Linked DNA regions of Homo sapiens: region 1 is linked to region 2. Evidence: chromatin contacts called from ENCODE Hi-C or POLR2A ChIA-PET data. All regions are on one chromosome and are shown on one strand. The core of a region is the stretch at or near the end of the contact, and the rest is flanking DNA. Distances in the headings are between cores, read along the strand shown.

Region 1 (2,700 bases), core at 102-2,601, 710 kb before region 2:
CCCGGTGACCTCTGTAAACATAGAACTTTGAATGCACTCATCTACAGGATAGATGAAAACAGTGTTATGACTGGGGCTGGAAGAGAAGGAAGTTGGAGAACAAAACAGTCTCTGTACAGACACAAGTTGGGATGTGCTGCTCATAACGGTTCTCCAGAGGGAATCGTGCAGCTAGCCCCTCAGTCAGGGATGATTGTCCCAAAGGGAGATGCACCTACTGAGTGAGGCCAATTAGTGGATCATCCTCTGGGAATTTGAAACGTAAATTATGAGAAACAGATACAGAAGGTTGTTGGAGCAGGGTTAGCAGTCAACAGAACCATAGAAGGTCTAGAAGTACCTAATGAGGGGCCCCCAAAGTGCTCTGAGGCTTAGTTATTATGCACCTCCTTTTATTCAACCATCCAATATTCCCTTTTTGGCTTATGTTAGTTAAAAGGGGTTTCTATTGCTTGCCATTAAAACAAACCTTAACTTACATAGCTTTGACTTTATCGGTATAGTTACCTACTGAGGATGAGATTGGTCTGCCTTGAGGAGGTCACCAAAGTTAATACATTTCACCAAACAATGTCGGAGATGCTTTAGTTGCTTTTCTCCTCAGCCTCCAAACTTAATCGCCAACACAAGCCATGAACACTGAACTGCATTCACAGTTGACAAAGCCATTTTTACACAGTATATTTTAAAATTCTACATATTTTGAAAATGCGGTTTTCATAAGAAACATTCCATTGTTGGTTACCTTCTGTGTATAAATGAATGTATCTTTCTAGAAAGATCCATTCATGTGTCCTCTTTAATCTGACCATCTATTGTCAACTTTTTCAAATGCAGCTGTCTTTTATAAATGTATCTACCAAATAATTGAATTGTTGTGATAGCAATTCTTTTTCCTTTTACACGTGCAATGTTTTCAATCAAATGTTGCCTAATAGCTAGGCTGTTTGGAAATTAATAATCTAAATAGATGGGAACAACAATATAGGTGTTTAAAGTTTAATTATTCCTTCAGGCTCATTGTGAGAATATCAAGGCTTTATTTATTAGTCTGATTCTATATTCCTTGGAGTATTTCATCTTATTCTACAACACTCTCCTTTTCTTCTTTTAAAAAAATACAACAAAACAATGAGGAGGTCAAATCTTATAAGGAACAAACATGACATCACATAGGGAAATGAGTCACTGTGCATCATACTGGGAACTGAGTCAGGACTAAACTGACTCACATCTTTCTGGGCCAAGAACCAATTCTAGTTATATCATGCTGGAAAATGACTCATTTACTACCTTTATTAGCTCCCCTCAAGATCAAATCAACAGCAAATTGGAGTAGGTCTTATGAAACTCAAGTGGCTCTGCTTGAGCCATTACTCTCTGCTGGTACACAGAGGATTTCTGTGTCTGAAATTAACTGGTTGTTTTGCCACAAGAACTCAAGCCCAGCCTTGCCAACAGTGTGTTGCACTTATCTGAGCTAACCACATCTAAACATTAGCATATCCATAATCTTTGTAGTCTCTACATGTAAGCAATTTTTAGATAATTGATTGAAAGCCTATCATTACTTATATAATAATCGTTGTAGAAAATAATCTGAAAAAAAACAACTACCCAGTTAGTGCTTTCATCAATAAAAAGTCAAAGCACAGCAATAGCTAACAGCTCTCTTTTTTGCCTTATGGTTATGCCACCTCCGCAAGTAAACTGAATGCAACAGAGAGCTGCACTAATAAAGTATTCCAGTTAAAACTGGAAAGGAAGACGGGAAAAATTAAAGTTCCAAAACCATGTCTTAATTTCCAAAGCATCTTAAATGAGTGCCTTTATAAGAAATGTTAACATTAACACCTGGGAATATACAAGGGATTATTTTTTAATGCGTGCATTGATACTAGCAGAATCTCCTAACTGGCTAATCTAGCCACAAACGCAGAGAAATTTTATACATATTCTTAAGTTCAAGCCAGGCACGCTGGCTCACACCTGTAATCCCATCACTTTGGGAGGCCAAGGTGGGCAGATAACCTGAGGTCAGAAGTTCCAGACCAGCCTGGCCAACATGGTGAAACCCCGTCTCTATTAAAAATACAAAAATTAGCCAGGCGTGATGGTGGGCGCCTGTAATCCCAGCTACTCGGGAGGCTGAGGCAGGAGAATCGCTTGAACCCAGGAGGTGGAGGTTGCAGTGAGCTGAGATGGCGCCACTGCACTCCAGCCTGTGCCACAGAGCAAGACTCCATCTCAAAATAAATAAATAAATATTAAAAAATACATATCCTTAAGTTCTGACAACATTGGAGCCATTCTCCCATATGACAGTAATTGATTAGGACAGAATATCTGCTGCTCCCTTTAGTGAGGACATTTAATGTTCTTTTCAATAATCTCCAGTTCACCACAGCCCCCACTACGGTCTCTCCTTGGCGACCATGGGGGATTAGTTCCAGGGCCTTTGTGGATACCAAAGTCCATAGCTGCTCAAGTCCCTTATTTAAAATAGTGTAGTATTTTCATATAACCTACACACATCCTTCGCATACTTTACCTGTAGATTACTTGTAGTATTTAATATAAATGCAATGTAAATATTTGTTATATTGTATTTTTAAATGTGTATAAATTTTTTTGTTGTATCTTTTTTTAATGGAGGTTTTTTTCTGAGTTATTTTCAATCTATGGTTGCTTGAATCTGTG
Region 2 (2,700 bases), core at 145-2,644:
TTATTTTTGTGTAGTAGAGTTAAGGTAAAAACAATCTATTTCTTACATTCAAGTCTTCATTAAAAGTGGGAAAATAAAGCTAGACTGAGTGGGATGTGTGCTTCTCACACCCAGCCTGCTATATGTGTTGATGTTATATGCTTTTCTCCTGTAAATATCTGTGTTTTCAAGCACTGTCCTAGCTTAAGCTCTGTCCCTGATTTAAGCAATAAAGAAAAAAACATCCAGCTAAACTAGGGAAGCATAAAATATAAAATATTAGCCCAAATCCTCTTCCTACCCCACTATATGTTCAATTTGATGGTAGCTCCTAAACCAATTTGAAGCAATCAGGGCTAGGACTGTGAGGTTCTTCTCTGTTTTTTAAGTAGGGGCTGGGGGAGAAAGTGCAGATAAGACACTGAGGTGGGAGCAGAGATTCTTCCTCCAGCCTCTCTGTTGTGGAAGCCAACACATCAAGCATGCCAAGGAATGCCCTTGCAGTAAATTTGCCAGAGCAGCTACTGTCTACCAGTTAGCTTGCTTTAATTATCTGTGGTTCCCAGTTTAACCTGAAAACCTCTCCAGAGAAATACTTTGGGGTTTGAGGTTTGCTGTCTCAAATTCTGGAAAACCTGGAAAGACTGTTGCAATGACCTTTATTAGTTGCTTCTCAGATTAGATCCACAGTAGCTGTTTTGGAGTGATTTTTCACTCCAGAAAGAATACCTTGATGGTAAATCTAATTAGTATTCAAGTCTTGCACTATGCTTTTGTTCTTTCTTGGCCTTTTCACTCTTACCTTTTATGTTCTTCAATTCTTTAATTAATGAGATTATGAAAATTTCAAAGAAACTATACAAATGTGGCACCATTAAATTGCTAGTATAGACTTGAAAATTGGATTATAAAATTGGGAGTAAAGACAAGTCATAGCACTTCAATTATATCCTAAGTGCAACTTAAAAATTCTATTTTATTTTCAGCTGCTCATTTATTTCCCCAAGAGAGAAAAAAAATCCAGAGATATCAGGGGAGAATTGTTAAATGACTGTAGAAATTGGCTTGTTTTCTGGGACTCTTGTAGAAACACGGAAACATAGTCTTTTTGTGTGCATACTGGTGGGAACTTGATGGAGTATTTAGGTAGGGAAAAGTCAGGCTCAAGACTCAGATAAACATCCCGATATTTCAGTACTCACCCAGTGCTTGGACAGCCCTCTTTGGTTGGGAAACAACATGAGAACAGCCTTTGTTTTTATATTCCAGTTCATTACTGGTGGGACCTTAGCCAACTAGAAAACGCTGTCAGAACAGCTTCAGAATTCAGACAAAGACTCACGTCAGTTCTTATTTTAGGCGAACTGGTTCAGCCGTTCCTCTTTCAGAGAAGTAGAGTGGGTTTCCCCTGATGAGCTTAATTGAAAGAACTTGCTTCCACTTGAAAGATGTGATAAACATCTGGCAAATGCAGGAGAGCTTGGAACTGTGTAGAAATCTTGGAAGAGACCAGGAGCCGGAGGCATAACTAACTAGATTTGGGGCTAGGGTCACCAGTTTCATGCCTGACTCCTCCATTCGCTTGACTTTGACCTCGGACGTGACTTAGTTGTGTGTTTCCCCTCTGTTGAATGGGAATGATGAGATGATGAGTCACATTTACCACTGGAACAATTCATTGTGAATAACTAAAAAGCACTTTGCAAGCAAAGCCTTCTATAGGGGCCTAATCATGCTAAAAGAGTTGGAAACATTTGGTGGCATACAAATGTCAAGGCAAAAACAATAAACTATAGATTTTGCTGCATAAGAAAACATGTTTCCTCATGATGCCAGGACAATTGTCAGTTTTTATTATTAAAGGATACTCCATGGTAGAATAAGGAGTGTAGAAACAGTTGGTAAGACCAAGAATATTGAAAGGGATTTTCATTCATTCATTCACTCAGCATATATTTATTGAGCTCCTTCCATGAGCTATGCACTGGGTGGGAGATAGTAATTAAGGTGTGTGCAATCCTTGCCCTCATGAAGCTCACTGTCTGTTGGGAATTCAGAAAAGAAATGATAGTCAGAAGTTCTAATCCTAGTAGTGTGAGCAAACAACTTCCTGTGTCTCAATTTTTACATCTGAAAATTGGGGACAATATCCACCTCCAGGGTTCACTCAAGAAGTAAGTGAGAATATTCATATAAAGTTCTTAGCCCTGTGCCTGAGAACATTGAGATCTTTATGATAATAGGGAACTCCTATTGCAAATGCATTTTCTTTTTAAAAGCTAGATCTTTGTATAATTAATCATCAGAGGAATTGTTGTTTACTATAGGAATTGTTGTTACTATTGTTGTATTTTTTTATTATATATAAAAAAATAATAAATTATCCATTGCAATAGCACCACACACAATTATAGCTTCATGATGCCCAAGAGGCATTATGGTAGGCTTAAAAAATATGAAAGGAGGGGAGCTGGGTTCTAATCTTGGTTGTGCTACCATTGACCTGTGAAATCTTGGAAAAGTCACAGCTTTATGTGTGTCAGTTTCTCCCCTGATAAAATGTGTTGGTGATTATACTTGTATTTGTGGTCTATTGCAATTCTAAATTTTTATAATTCTCTGTAACAAATATTATTGAACAGTAGTCTACGGTCAACGAAACACAGTGCGGGTGCTAATTTCTTTTAGGGGGAACTAAGACATGGGCCTATGCTAATAAGC

The links. A loop is a pair of places that touch in the nucleus more often than their neighbours do. ChIA-PET counts read pairs that join two places held with the same protein, here RNA polymerase II (POLR2A). Pooled maps may share reads with other maps.
Region 1: a pooled map shows a loop between it and region 2 (4-fold over the local background). The contact joins two enhancer-like sites. A Hi-C loop is called at or near these places in 1 of 37 single-sample maps with no recorded cell type and 7 of 50 pooled maps. POLR2A ChIA-PET finds 5 or more read pairs at or near these places in 1 of 52 experiments (OCI-LY7).

What each region holds. Positions count from the first base shown.
Region 1 is chr10:63,706,027-63,708,726 of GRCh38, reverse strand. No RefSeq gene overlaps it. Among named protein-coding and RNA genes, the nearest start is that of REEP3, 190 kb to the right of the region's middle. RefSeq lists an enhancer at 615-1,814. Within about 2 kb of position 1,351, at least 11 of the 41 ENCODE cell types and tissues checked have a DNase peak (open chromatin) inside an H3K27ac peak, as active enhancers do.
Region 2 is chr10:62,991,150-62,993,849 of GRCh38, reverse strand. No RefSeq gene overlaps it. Among named protein-coding and RNA genes, the nearest start is that of NRBF2, 140 kb to the left of the region's middle. Within about 2 kb of position 1,394, at least 4 of the 41 ENCODE cell types and tissues checked have a DNase peak (open chromatin) inside an H3K27ac peak, as active enhancers do.